Regions from separate parts of the Homo sapiens genome. Here region 2 is linked to region 1. A link is a loop called in an ENCODE intact Hi-C map of the cell type or tissue named here. Cell type or tissue: thyroid gland. All regions are shown on one strand. Links, peaks and the distances in the headings refer to the core of each region. The heading gives the core; the rest is flanking DNA.

Region 1 (7,948 bases), core at 1,758-5,757:
TGGGCAGATCACTTGTGGTCAGGAATTTGAGACCAGCCTGGCCAACATAGCGAAACCCTGACTCTACTAAAAATACAAACATTGCGGTGGTGCACGCCTATAATCCCAGCTACTCAGGAGGTTGAGGCAGGAGAATCAGTCGCTTAAATCCAGGAGGCAGAGGTTGCAGTGAGCTGAGATCACAGTACTATACTGTAGCCTGGGCAACAGAGAGAGTGAGACTCCGTCTCAAAAAAGAAAAACAAAACAAAAAAAACCAAAGGACTAAGGGAGTTTATGGTCACACTTAACTAAAAAATAGTGTGAGTTTCAAGCACCAGGTGTGTATGCAGCTTCATTCTCTGAAATTCACTCATTCATCTCTGACGTCCTCCTTATGTCAGCTTCATCCCCAGGCAGCTCCCTTATATTATAGTAGTCTCTCCAGGTAGTACCTGCTTATCTCCAAACAGAAGAGAAAGCTTCCTTTCCTCCAAACATTGAATAAAATTGTTAGCCTCTTCTGATTAAGCCGTATGCCCACCTTGTATCATTCACTATGGCCATAGAAATGTGAAGTGCTGATTGTTTTCGGTTTGTTTACACCTCAACAAATTATGGTAGAGTGGATGGGCTTAGGTCAGTCAGGGCCCATTTGTGAAGCTGAGATTACAGCCAATTCCAGGCAAGCTGCATTACAGGGAAATTGGGTTTTTCCAGGAAAGAGAAATGGAGAAATGGAGTCCTGTAGATTTTGCTTTGAATAAAAGAATCCCCATTCAAGCCTAAGGTAAGTGTTCTGTGAAATATACTTTCAAAAATACCATTCCTATTTTTCTTTTTCTTATTCCTGCACCCTCTAGTGTCTTATAACAAAATGGAGAAAAGGGGGTTAGGGAAACTGAAGCCAATGGAGACAATACATCTAAGCCTTGACTTTTCCCTGACAATTTTACCTCTTGTTCCATCAATCCTGACGGTTCCTACAACAGAAATAGACTATAGAACTGTCTTGACAATTTTCAATTGGGAAATAGAAGTGGCTCTGCAATCTATTAATTATTTTAATAAAAAACACCTAACTTCTTCTCTGTATTTTAAACAACCCAAAGGATATGGAACCATAGAGTAGAAGTAAAATCACACTTCCCTTTGCTCACTCTTTCTATTCTCCTTCTCAGAGGTCATCAATTTGGTATATATATATTCCTAAACTCTCCAAATAGATACACACATAAAAATATATCTTTTGTAACATAAATGGGAACATGTTTTTTTTCACTTAGATATACATCTAAGTATATTCCCATCAGTACAAACAGATCTTCATTCTTTTTAACTGCTGCATAGAATATCACAGTATGCATGTACTGTCACTTAAGTTTTTCCAGTTGTGCCTTGGCAAACATGTAAGAATTTCTAATGCTTTTTACTATCTAAAAAAGAAAGGCTCAAATTCCTGCCCCATCCTTGTACTTGCTACTTTTAGCACATGTGAAAGTTTTTCTCTAAGACTACAACCCACCAGTGAAATTGCTTGGTTAAAGGAGTTTGAACACTTTAAATTTTGATAGAATTTACCAAATTGCCTTCCAAAAGACTGCTCCAATTTACACTCCCACCAACAGCGTCTAAGAGTACCTGTTTCTCCACTGGACATTAGCAATCTTTTCGCATTCAATTTCAAAGAGTAATCAACAGGACTCCAGTTAACTCTGTGATGAAAGTGGCTCCCTAACAGCTTTAAGAATGTATCATTAGACACAAAAGAAAACAATTATTTGGTGTGACCTCACTCTGTGATTGGTATTATAATAATAATAATAATAATAATAATAATAAAACCCTCTTGATTGAACAGCTACTTACCTTAGACTTTAAAGGCATTAACTACCTGCCTTACAGTGTTTTTAAGAGGTCAATAAAGGTTATTTATCCCCATTTTGCAGATGCAGATTTTAAAGCATAATAAAGTAAGTAAAAATTTCTACTAGGGTGTGTAGAAGAATGGAAAATAAGAATGCAGTTCTTTTGAGTTTCTACATCTTCATTTTCTGGTGATAAGGCAGCCTCTCAAATCCAAAAACAAAGCTCTGACATGCAACCTTTTATAGCCAGTGAAAATCCAGCTACTTGCCTTAGAAGCAAATTTCTTCCTTAACTCCCACTTAAAGCTGAATCACAACTAAGAAATACAACAGAGTGCAAAGCAAAGAAACTTCAGGTTCAGTTTTTAGACATGTGGTGGCCTTCGCTTCCTCTGGGAAAGGTTACTAGTGTCCTTTCATTGGCTGTCCCTGCTGATGTGGAGGGAAATGAACAGAAAATAAGGTGCAATCTGAAGAATTCAATATTAACTTCTCCTATGCTCCTAGATAGTCATGGAAAAATTCAAGGACTTATAAACTTAAAGTCCCCATAGAGTAGGTGACAGAAACACTGGCACCTTACTTGGGGCACTTTTGTCATCATCGCTTCGAGCTCAGCCCCAGATATATGTCCCAGAGGGAAGCCATGCGGGCTTTAATGCATATCTGGTTTCTTTGCAGAGAAGTCACAACTTACCCAACATACTTGTTCACAGAAAATCTAAATGAAATCTCAGATTGATGACAGCTGGCCCAGGGAAGGCAAGAACACCCCTTCACATGTGGGAGCAAGCTACTTGCACACCTTGAGATGAATACGTTTCTTCTAAGTATTTGGTTGTTTTATAGATTTCAATCTCAGGTCAACAGATTGTAATGGCATCAATACAAATATAAAGCAGTCACAAGGATTGTGACAAAGTGGATTTCTAGACCGGAAATGAATTTTTTCTTAAATTAAGAATGCTTAGCTAGTGTAAGAGTAAATGTCAATATTCTTCTGCAAAGAGTTTTCTTTTCTCTATTTCTGGCTTCAGTACCTTGACTTGGAGGCACAATCCTGTGCTACATCTACCCAGGCTCCATCAACATCCAGTATTCCCTGTCTAAAGCTTTGACACATTTGTCACAACAGCTAAGGTTGAGGAAAGGAGTTGAAACGATTTCACAAGGCTTGTTATGACTCACATGGCCCCTCTGTAGTCCTCTTAACTTCCTTTGTTCCCATCCTTCCAATAAAACATGAGCACCAGCCGTTTCCCCTTGCACAGTGTGAGGCAGAAAGGCTGAAGCCTTTGAGCTGCTGTTCCAGTCTACAGATCATTAGAGCAGATGATACTGTTCAGTACATCAAACCCTTCATGCCAACTTCTAAATGAGGGAGAAAACTGAAGTGATGACAATGATCTATCAGTACCCCTTTTAATAAAGATACTTTTCGTTAATAAAAATGCTCCTTTTAATAAAATTTAAAGAAAATCTTAAGGCCTTAGGACCATGTGGAGAGGGGGTTGGGAGTATAGGTAAGAAGAGAGAGGAGAGTGACTGGAAAAAAATGAAGTGGAGAAGGAATAAAGAAAATAAAGGATACATATTTGGTGTCCTGGGTGTATTATCCTGCTGCTCAATCTCCCACTAAGATCTGTAGCTCTGTGGTTCTTTAGAAGACATCAGATAACTCCAACTGTTTTCTAAAGTTTAAATATCACAGATTGATAGGCCCTGAGTTAGGATGGAGACATCTGTGGTTGAATGTGTCTCTGGGAGACAAGGATAATGACAACTTGTATTTTCAGAGGGTCTTTCTCTCAAAGCAGAAGGCATTTCATACATTTGATCTAATTATACTTCCACAACAATGATGGCATCTGGGAAGAAAGTAGGAGTTGGGACAGTGAGTGTTATGGAGGTAAGGATGTAAATACCATTATCATTATTTCTTGCCTAATGAAAATAAAACATGGAGTGTTTCTAAAAGTGCCCTAAGACACAGTTTTTAAGCTCCTTAGCTGCTCTAATTTTTTATTCAAATAAAAACTGATGCTAAACACTAACATAAAAAACAGAAACAAACCCATCTCTGAAAAAAATAAAATCAATGCTGAACTGCCTTTGATGAAACTGCCTTAGGGTCCTACCTGTCTACTCTTTTTCTCTACTTTTCTCTATCCTTTAAAACTAATAGAAATAAGTATTAGAGAGAAATAATTACTTTCCCAGATGAGGCAATAAAGAAACTACCAATGTAGAATATGAATCAATCTCCCAAATTCTATTCCAGTCAAGCGATATAACCACCCAAGAATGATAAAGAACTAGCACCTGTTGTTACAAGCGAGGGATACAAAGTTTATCTTCACAAACCATCATCACGTACAACCTAGGTATCTTTTTAACACATTTTCCTGTGGAAATAAAATTTATTGAGAAGGATTTTAATAACTGCATGGTAGCATTACATTTGCCAACCACAGAATTATGACTGCTTACCGCAGGCATTCTGAGAACACAGACTGAACTTATTGACATGACTTTTTATTACTGTCTTATAATATAATTGTTACAAATTCTATGAAGGCCAAGTTTTACCAAAGTTTCTGGAAACATCATTTTTGGACTTTCAAATTTGACAAAGGAAAGCCCCACCCTACGTCTATCCTTCTCAGGATGCTAATGCAGTATTGCTAGTAGTAGCAAGTACATGCGTTCATTGAAGGAGATATGAACTAAAAATATGACCCTATGGATCTGTTATGACTAAGAAGGAATGTCTTTCTGTGGCAGCTAAGTGAAGTGACAGTCTGGAGCAGATTCCAAGCAACCCACATCCTCTCTTAGTGCCAGAGGAAGGTTTGCGGCCTAGGATGAAAGTGATATGATAAAAGTGTGTGAAATTCTATCGGAAAACAACTCAAGTGTCCTCATTTATTTTTTCCAACCTGTGTAATGGAATTTTTAACTGTATTTTGCAGGTCCTCTCTACCCAGTGTGACCTCCAAATATGCACTATAGGGAAAATACAACAAAAAATCAAAGGCAAAGCTGGCTTAAGTTCTTGTCTTTTGCTGTTTCTATCAATGCAAATTAAATTTTTAAAATTCTTTTTCTATGATAATCACTTTTACTGTGATTTTTGGTAAGAAACTCAAAATGCCTTGTAGTCCATGAGTCATGGTCTATCTTAGACTGGAGTGTCACCACATGTCTTAGTGTGTTACTAGTAGACCAAAAGCAAAGGCAAAAGGAGAAATTCTAAAGAAAGAGAAAAGTGAGAAGTTGGAAAATACAATAAAAAGAAGTGATTGAGAATATAATGAAAGAAAGTGATTGGGAAGAAAAGGATAAGAAGAATGAGAAAGAGATGAGTTTGAAAGGATTAAGTACCCAGGAATGTCACCTGTGATTATGGACCATCAATCAAATGTTAGAAAAGCCAAACAATATTGTCTATCTACCTGTACATATGAAGAGAATCAGGGAAGTTACGTTATTTTCACACATCATAATCATTATAACACAACAATCTTTTACAAATTGAAAAATAGACTTCAGCAGCTTTATAAGGTATAGCTACTATTGATTATAGACACATAATTATTGAACAATGAATTTTTTATTCATGCTATTTCTGCTCCTCAAACCCACAACAAGTAATTAACAGAATTGGCATTAGAATCTACTCGTTTGTCATTTTTTCTCTAAATCTCGAGGTCCTTGCACTCTCCTAACATTTAATTGAAGGTCTGTACCTAGAGTAGGCAACTTTGGGGCAGTGGAGACACTGCTTGACAATGATCAACAATATTTACACACATGTTCTTATACATCTGTGGCTCCCAAACTTCCTAAGACAGAAGATTTGATTAGGTCAGTCTTTCAGCACCCACAGTGGTGGGCAGGCTTGCTCGTTTCCAGTCCATAAATCTTTGCACCTGGCACTAATCTATGGTAAAATAGTCGTGACAAGCCTTCCTGGGTTCATCTGACTAAATGCATGTGAAATAAGCCATAGCAGGGATAAGAACAAAGAAAGACTGGCAGTGGATCATGCCTGTAATCCCAGCACTTTGGGAGGCCAAGGTGGGCAGATCACGAGGTCAGGACATCGAGACCATCCTGGCTAACATGGTGAAACCCCGTCTCTACTAAAAATACAAAAACTTAGCCAGGCATGGTGGCAGGTGCCTGAAGTCCCAACTACTCAGAAGGCTGAGGCAGGAGAATGGGGTGAACCCGGGAGGTGGAGCTTGCAGTGAGCCGAGATCACGCCACTGCACTCCAGCCTGGGTGACAGAGCAAGACTCCTTCTCGAAAAAAAAAAAAAAAAAGAAAAAGAAAAAAAGAGAACAAAGAAAGATTGGAGGCCACTTCCCTCAAAATCTTGGCAGTTATTTTAAATTTCAAGGGTTCTTCTCTAGAATAAGACCATAAACTTAATCAAAGAATTGGCAAAACATCTGCTCCATAGGTCTTATGTAGCTTGAATGATAGTGGATTTGAAATAGAATTATGAAACTCCATATGTCTGTGGCCGTGGAAGTTATTTAATACTGTTAAACAGGAAGTAGCAGAAAATCTTTAGTTTGGGAAATTACTTTTCAGCACAGATTTATTCAGTATGTTGGCCTTCCAATCAAAAGCTAGAACAAGGCACTGCAGGTCAACAGAAAAAGACAACAGACATAGAGCGCTGGATATCAGATCACAGACAGAGGACAGAGTTCAAGAAACTCACAAATATAGATCAAAGTAATCTTCAGGGCAATAATAAATTGATGGGTGGAATTTTGAGGAATGTATTATAAGGAAGCAAAACTTTGGAAATGCAGTTAGTTTAGACTTTATAGCTAATAAAGTCTGAACTTTGATAATTTTTTCAACTAAAATATTGAGAAATATCTTAATTAGTATTAAAATCCATGATTCAAGGCAATAACCATTTTTGCAAAACAATGTAGAAAAAAATAAAGTTATATACAGAGAACAAATTCAGGACAATAAAAACAGAAATAAATAGCAGAATGGAGACATTTTATTTATGCCTAGTTGGTTAAGCATTTTACTGATTCTTAAAGAAGCAGAATTAGTGGTTGATAGAGAACTATTATGTAGAGCATTTATGATTTATATATCTGCATTCATGATTAAGTTAACATTATGCTGAATGTAATGCAGTTTCCATTTTATAATGTAGGTTTTGTCATTTTCGAACATTTATTTTTATTATAAAACCTCAAGAAAAGGACCTTCTTTCTTCTGGCCTTTCCTTCTCAAATATCGTATTATTTTTCATGAGTTACCCCGCAAATGCCAGGGGTCTGATCTTTAATCCTCTTCTCTTTTAACATATACAAACTTCCTATGGGTTATCTCAAAACTCCCACATTTGTTTCACAATGTAGTAGACACAGAAATACACTCCCCAGATCCCCCTTGAAGGTAGGATGTGCTATCAAACTACAGAAAGTGTAGCCAGTCAACGGCCTTCAGAATGCACCTCAATTACAGAGAGCCACCTCACCCAAGGTCATGCCCTTCCCAGAAGAACCCATCTCTGGTGACTGAGTGAGGTAAAAGTATAAAGACCTAGCTTATATTTTTAAAAAATGAGAAAATAACTCAGTCCAAAATCATATAGCAAAGAAAATCATAGAAATAAGATGGTAAAAATTAATCCATATCAATAATCACAATAAATATATGTAAACTATGTTATTTAGTTAAAAGAATAAGATATTCAAATTATGGTTTAAAAACTTATAAAAGAGATGATTGAAACATGAAGACATAGAAATATTGAAAGGTAAACAATAGAAAAGTAGTAATTGTGCAGCTCTATTATAATATAAAATGAAATAAATTTAAAGGTAATAGCTTTGCTAGTAATGAAGAGAATCATTATATAATAATATAATAGTCCCTTTGCCAAGAAGTTACTAAAGTTTTAAACATTTATGCATCTAATAACTTGACTTTGAAATAATTTTAAATAAGGGCAGAAATTCATGAAAGAAAAAATAAAGATACAGTAGAGAAGATCAAAGAATCCAAACACCGGCTTTTTGAAAAACAAATAAGATTAATGAACCATTAGCAAGAGA
Region 2 (7,948 bases), core at 1,933-5,932, 47 kb after region 1:
CCCAGGAAATTCCTCAGGTTTAAAAGATGATGAAAGTATCGACCATTAATGACAGGATCATCTCCTGCCCTGAAATAAAATGTACTAATCCCTTTTGCTAGGTCTATGAATTCCTAATATAAATTATATAAACTCTAGTAATTCATCTCTGTTAGCACAGTTGTGTTTGGAAATTGTACAGCAGACTTTGCCCTATTTGAAATGCTAGATGAAAGCAAGACATGTTCTTTTAAGCTGCAGCATAAAGTAATTTAACAGAGGGGACAGAATAACTTCTGGGTAATGAGAACTACAGATGTTAAAAAAAAAAAAAAAAAAAGCAAGTTTGAAAGTTCTAAGGTGGTTTGATGGATTTATGTTTCATCTTTTCAAAGAAGCCAGAAATGCAAATGTACAATTTTTAATTAAGCATAGGTCCCTTAATGTTGACTGCTTAAATAAATGACAACAGTTTGCGATTAACAAATAATTACATGGAAATAACAATTATTAATCAGAGACTTTAGAATTTTCAAATAAACAGTATTAATGGATAGCTAAAGATGAGTTACTCAGTTTTATAATTGCATGTGATTACGTTAATGAAATAGTCAAATATAGACCCACATATATATTCTACATTAGATACAGACAATGCATGAGATAGCTACATAGGAACACATAGCAAAAGAGTAAATAAAGGATGTTTGTTATTTCAAATCTACAATTATTCTATGGTAGCAATGCACCTAAAAGGCAATGATGGCACTATCGATGTATTTATAATCTAATTGCTTTAATTATATTTACTGATGTTGATTTTTTATTTTTAAATTTGAAAACTAAGCATTCTTCATACGTAGTTCTTCAGCTACTGCCCCCCACCAAGAACTTTGTTTTACTTGGTATCTGTCACAGTTATTATTCAAGGATAAGTATAGACTAATTAAACTGCTTTCTGAAATGGAACTTGAAAAAATGAAATACATACTTAGGGGTATGACTAAATAGCAATCAGTTTCATTTTTTAAATTAATATAGATCTTATCCATGGGGAGAATAATTACATGATAAAGATGCTGACATTACTCAAAATTGATAACTGTCTTTTGACATACAAATGGCCAACAGGTATATTAAAACAGTATGAAGATTTCTCAAAAAACTAAAAATAGAGCTACCATATGATGCAGCAATCCCACTGCTGAGTATATAACCATAAAAAAGAAAATCAGTATATCAAAAAGATATCTGTACTCCCACATTTACTGCAGCTCTATTTATAATAGTCAATATACGGAAGCAACCTTAGTATCCATGAATGGCTGAAGGCATAAAGTAAAGGTGGTTCATATCCACAGTGGAAATTCCACAATGTGGATATGGACACAGTGGCTCACGCCTGTGATTCCAACACTTTGGGAGGCAAAGGCGGGTGGATCACTTGAGGCCAAGAGTTTGAGACCAGCCTGGCCAGCATGGTGAAACCCCATCTCTACTAAAAATACAAAAATTAGCCAGGTGTGGTGGTGCATGCCTGTAATCCCAGCTACTCCAGAGGCAGAGGCAGGAGAATCACTTGAACCTGGGAGTGGAGGTTTCAGTGAGCCAAGATCATGCCACTGCACTCCAGCCTATATGACAGAGGGAAGCTCTGTTTCAAAAAAAAAAAAAAAAAAAAAAGGAAGAAATCCTGTCATTAGCAATGACATGGATGAGACTGGAGGACATTATGTTAAATCAAATAAGCCAGGCACAGAAAGATAAATATCCCATGTTCTCACTTGTACGTGGCAGCTAAAAAAAAAAAAAAAAAAAAAAAATTAACTCATGGTGTTAAAGACTGGAATATGCTTTCCAGAGGCTGGAAAGAGTAACAAAGTGGGGTGAGGGGATAAAGTGGAGATGGGTAATGGGTACAAAAATACCAGTTAGATACAATGAATAACATCTAGTATTTGGAGGCACAATACAATGACTATAGTTAACAATAATTTATTGTATACTTTAAAATAACAGAGTGAAATTGGAATATTCATAACACGAAGAAATGATAAAGACTTGAGATGATAGAAACCTCAGTTGCTCTGATTTGATTATCACATACTATATGCCTGTATCAAAACATCACATACACCTAATAAATATCTACAACTCTTATGTACTCACAATTGAAAATTAAAAATTTTAAAAATGACAACTGCTCTTTAGAAATTCCTTATACAATTGACAAATCACATAACTCTTTTCTATAATGATACTTTACTTTTAATAGCAATCAACACTTTCCCTCTATTTATTTGACTTATCAATTGGGCTTCAAGTAACTTTATTCTGCTCGCTGAAACCAAAGCTATCTTCAACTGGTAAAGATTTGCTACTATAATGTTATTCAAAAGAATTTGGACAGCACCATTATTTATAATAGCCATCCGTCTACTGGTGAATGAATAACCAAAATTTGGTGTAGCCATACAATGGAAAACTATTCTGCAATGAAAAGGAGCCAGCTGTTGACACATGCTACAACATAGGTGAATGTTTAAAACATGTTTAATATTTAAGGAAAAATTTCCAGTAATACACAATTAAATTGCTATTTTGGAAGGAGGAAAGGGGAGAACAAAGGAGGAAAGGAGGCAGGGAATGAGGCAGGGAGAAAAGAAGGAAGAAATGAAGGGAGAGAAGGTACTCCCCAGTTACCATGTACTCTTAATCACAATTTAGATAACCAAAAGTATACCATATCTACTTTTTGAAATTATTTATATAGGGACAAATTTTCTCACCCAAGTGCTATCTTAAAAAAAAAAAAAAAAAAAACTTGTGTCAACTTTAAAAGCATCATACAATTAATATAAATCAAAAGGACTGAAAATTAATTTAAATGCTACTTATGTAATTAAGGGGGAGCAATAATGGAAAAGCTTGCATAAATAGAATTGCTTCTGAATTTTCTGAGCTAGGATTTTTGTTTTCCACTTAAAGCAAATGTTAAATTTTTTTTTCTGTCAAAATCCTAAATAGCTTTTTGACAGGTTTGTTATGGTTAATTAATTACTTTCATTTGCACTAAGTTGTATACTTGAAGATGAATAGTACATGATAACAAGGCCAGCCTCTGTGAGGGAGACCTTTGGCGGTCTATGCAGTCTGCTGCCTCATTACAGAACTAGCTATCTGCAGGAAGCCTGACTTTGAAAGGTACAGCACGTCCCATAACACCCTCCCCTAACTGAGATGATTGTAGCTTCTTCCGAAAAGTGATGATTAGGAGAGAGAAAAGCAAAACGGAATGCTGTATGAATATTTCATGTAAATGAAAGCAGGCACTTAGCGAACGTGCATCTTGATTGATGCTAGAGTGCCTCTAAACGTCTTGACATTGAAGGGTTCCGACTCTCCTTCCCTCGATGACTGCTTCAAGAGCTGCAGTTAATAGTGGAATACGACCATATTTAGCTGAAGGGCTCTTTATTACAGACTGATATTAAATAAGACCACAGGCCTCGGGTTAGCATAAGTGAATTCTAGATAAAAGAGACTTCAGAGAGAACCCTAAATGAGATATGATAGTTATGTTTTATTTTGGTCTTTATGTTTTCCCTCCCTGGTGCATAATTGTTTATTTCACTTTTAACCCTCCTCAGGAAAGAGCCAAAGGATTCAAATTGCTTTGCAGAAAGAGGCCCAATAAGCAAAAATGGGATGGTGTTAAGATGAATTTGTATATGATCGCGAAATCATTTTATGTAAATAATACTAGTAGTAGTAGTAGTAGTAATAGTAGTAGTAAAAAAACAGGAGAGCCCTCATCATGGGAGTTTTTAGAAATACAGTTTTTTAGAGATAAGTAGCATTTTTCTAAATTTGTACAATAAACCACCAGTCACTTAGCAAGTAAGGAGGCCATCTAAGAAATTTACACAACAGAATAATTTAATTTCAAAATGCAAATTCAAGGTTTTAGAAACTCACATCTATGGCACGAGTGAGAAGAATAGCAGTGATAGGTTTGCTGACATCACACAACACCCCCACCCCTGACCCCAACATTAGAGACTTCAGTCGTTTTCCTCCAGAAAATACTTAGTTGACTGCTATTTGCTTAAATCAGAATTTCAGCCTCCATTGGCTCTTCAGAAATCATTCACCATTGAAGGGTAAATACAGTCTCTATGAGCTGTGACCACCAGAGCTTTCCATCCATGGCTCAACCAGAATAAAGAGCCCAGAGAGAATCACTGGCAATATCCCTGCATACCAGAAGCTCCCAGCACCAGATACCACTTGTCTTCTGTGAGTCAGCTAAAGATAGAGAGAAAGGGAGGGAGCTAAAGGAAGTATCTCAGAAAGCTCACTTAGAAACCTCTAGTTGTGTATAAAAATTCAATTCTACAAAATGATGGGCCACACAAAACCCAGTAACTTGATTTGTACTTTGCTAATGTCCCTTCTCTTCCAATCTCACTCAGAGACTCTTGGGACTCCTTTAAGGGGAGAGTTAATATTTTCATGCAGGAACAAAATAAAATTTGAGGTGTACAGAAACACATACATATGAATTTAAGAATGAAGAACTTGACATGCTCTTGAGTCTGCTAGGATCTGCATCACTGAATCACAGAACTGGAAAAGACTTCAAAATCACTCAGTCCTGTCTCCTGATTAAAGAAAGCAAGGAGAGGAACTTGCCAAAAATCACATACTTATAAGAGTAGCAAAACCGGTCCTAGGTTTTAGATCTTATGATTCTGACTCTTTTTTTTTATGTCACCAAAATCATTATATCATTTATACATATGGCTTTAATTTACATGGTGTGTTTCTTTCAAATATGCAATTTTTAATTCATAATAAACTATCTTTTGTCTTGCAGTATCTGGATCCTTCTCGGCACCTGTTTAAGTCATCAATCCATAGGTAGCAATTTTAGTAAAGAAAATAATACATCACATAACTTACATAAGTTTGCAAAGTACTTCACATTAATTATTCAACTCAGCCCATACAGAAGTCTTGGGAAGCAGGCATTTCTCTACTTTAGAGAGGAAGAAACCTAGTCTTTCCTTAGTGTAAATTAAACTGAGGTTGCGTTCCTTGCTTTAGCTGACAGATACTGTGAATGACAAAAGCAGAGTCTCATTACTACATCTTCTGGCTCCAAGGTTGTTGCTCACTATCCCTCATTCCACTATTTAGTAAGCATCTATTAAATACCTACTATGTGCCAGGCTTCTGATTCAATCCCAAGGTTATATATCACCACGTAAAGACTGGTTCACATTTTTTCTACATTGGAATGAATACAATCTTTCCATATTTGTCCAATCAAATTTTGTCTAATAGCCAATTAGAGTTACCATGTAAGAGCTGACCTTATGCTTGCTTAATTTTTATCTACTATTTTACCTCTGTTTTTCACAGATGCCCCATATGGTACACATATGGCTTCCAACTGAGGTCTTTATGTCTAACTCTAGATACATGGATGCATTGACTTTTCAAATGACATTAGTACTATAAGACAGAACAAAGAAATCCTGCAGTCCTGTCGGCTTTTAGTGAGTTACAAAGCCTGACAGTAACACATGCAGCACTCAGGGCCACAGGAAGCAGGCATGAAAAAAACTGCACACAGCATTTGGAAAATGACAAGTGGTGGATCCCGGATGCCATCATTATTATTATTATTAAAATTAAACAGAGATTTAATCTAACATTCCATGGGCAGTCAGGCAACTGACTTTAATAACTGTAAACTGAGGCTTACATCGTACTGCACTCAACCTAATGCTTTAATTAAGTTTTGAGGCAGCCTCTGACGACAGTCACAGTGCAAACACAGGCCATGAGCTAAAGGCCGCTCTCTGCCTGCCAGAGCGCAGTCCCTGGGAGCCAGGCAGGAGCAGCAGCCATTGACGCCACCGTTAGATATTTATGAAAGAGATGTTCTGAATTTTATCGTAGTGGTATAGATCAATTTTCAGGACAGAGTCCTTAACAGTGTATTCGGAGGCTAGGTACGAAACCAATTTTATCTGCTTCAGTGATATGTGAACTGTATGAGGAAAGAGATCTCCCAACTCTCTGATAGCTTATCTTCCCTGGTGACCATTTATGCATGCTCTTGTAAATATACATATTTTACAAGGGAAGGGAGGGGTAGAGAGATGCTCTTTAAACTCTCCTTTGAGATGACCTTGAAGTAGGAGCATTTGAATCTTCCAGGAAATTAGCAGCCAAGTGTATTTCGATAATGATGGGTGGGTGGGAAGTGCCACTCATAGAACGGGTAATATCCCCGATAACGGGCTCTTGACCAGACGTCTTTCCATCTGAGCCCGTTTCTTCAAGGAGGCAGAGAAGAGCAGGGCTGCCAGGGTCTGGAAGTCAAGTCCTTCCCCTCAACACTGGAGAGCTTAGCTGGTACAGAGGCTATTACAAAAAAAAAGTAACTATGAAAGAGAGGTTGATTTGGAATTTTCTCAAGCATGTAAGTCTAATGAACATCAAGGGAGAAATGAAAGGATGCTTCCAAGCAAATGTACAGGTATTTTATTGTTTTCAGACACCAAACAATATGGCAGGACAACAGCAGTGAAAATCAATCTATGTTTTATGTTGTGTATATCAAGACTACACATCCATACGTAAGCTGCATTTCCCTTCTTTTCTGTTCCCAGGCTGTATGGACACAGGATGCCTCTTTAATTCTTACACACTTTCTCTTTTCAGATGCTTCCCCTCCCACACTTTTGGGTACCCATCTGAAGAGTGATTCCTTTCATACACCCAACACTTGAGCTTCACTATCCAGTGTGCCGATTTCATATGCGTTGCCACGTACTTTCAAATAAGTACTTCTTTACTGCCTAGACCAGAGGTGGGTTAAGTTTTCTGCAAAAGGACAGATAATAAATATTTTAGGTCTTGAGAATCTTATGGTCTCTGTTGCAACAACAACTCTGCTGCCATAGATCATACACAAACAAATGAATGTGGCTGTTTCAATAAAACTTTATTTACGGACCATGAAATTTGAATTTCATGGAATTTCCATGTTTCACAAAATATCATTTTATTTTTTTAATCCAACCACTTAAAAATGGTTGGAAATCATTCTTAGTTTGCAGGCCATACAAAAAAGAGACAGAAGGTGAAATGTGGCCCCTGGGCTATAATTTGCTAACCCCTGGCCTAGAGAAAAGATACAATGTCAGAATTACATGTGCTACCACACTTAGCCTTTTAAAGATATTCCATACAGGTATGTTTTTCCTAAATCATGTACTCTATTTTACAACTATAACCTAACTTAACTTTTACAACACCTTAAGAGGCCAACAATGGACAAAGCATCTGGCCTGGCTTATGGTGAATCACTGCTGTGTGAAACCCTAGGCAGAAAGACAATCAAGTAAGATGGCCAAGAAGAGAAAGAGAACTTTTAATATATTTAATCCACTAAAATATATCATCACACATAGCTTTGGGTATGTGCTCCATTCATAATCATTAGGTAGTCTAAGTTGATCTTTATATACTCTGGCAATCACATATACCTTCCAACTATATCTAGATATGTACATATTTCAGTCAAAATAAATTACAACAAGTAACTCTGACCTTATTATAGCTCTCAGCTGACAATGTTTGATTCCATCGTAATCAATTGTGTGGGAGGTTGGAAGGAGGCAGACTGGGAGAGGTGGCTATTGTCTTTTTTACACCTTACATCAGAAGCACCATGGTATGGTGGATTTTGGTGTCAGAGAGACCTGAGCTCGAATTCTGGTACCTTGGTCCTGTTTACCTCTGTAAGCTCCAAAACACTATCATAGAAATCACGGTACTAAATTTATAATTTTCATGAGCTTAAGGGAGACAATTCTCCTAAAGCCTTGCTCTCAGTAGATGTCCATGAGTCTCTGTACCATTCCCCTTCCTAAGGCATCTTTGGAAAACA

The links. A loop is a pair of places that touch in the nucleus more often than their neighbours do. Peaks named below come from ENCODE experiments on the same cell type or tissue, not always from the same donor. Only the 100,000 strongest peaks of a DNase experiment are listed, where the experiment ranks them.
Region 2: it touches region 1 in a loop (5-fold over the local background); 1 of 110 quality-filtered maps calls a loop at or near these places.

Annotation. Positions count from the first base shown.
Region 1 is chr15:37,768,632-37,776,579 of GRCh38, forward strand. No RefSeq gene overlaps it. Among named protein-coding and RNA genes, the nearest start is that of TMCO5A, 160 kb to the right of the region's middle. In thyroid gland, for the core only: no CTCF peak of the experiment used is centred there; no DNase peak of the experiment used is centred there.
Region 2 is chr15:37,815,156-37,823,103 of GRCh38, forward strand. No RefSeq gene overlaps it. Among named protein-coding and RNA genes, the nearest start is that of TMCO5A, 120 kb to the right of the region's middle. In thyroid gland, for the core only: no CTCF peak of the experiment used is centred there; a DNase peak (open chromatin) is centred at 4,216; H3K27ac peaks cover 2,866 bases.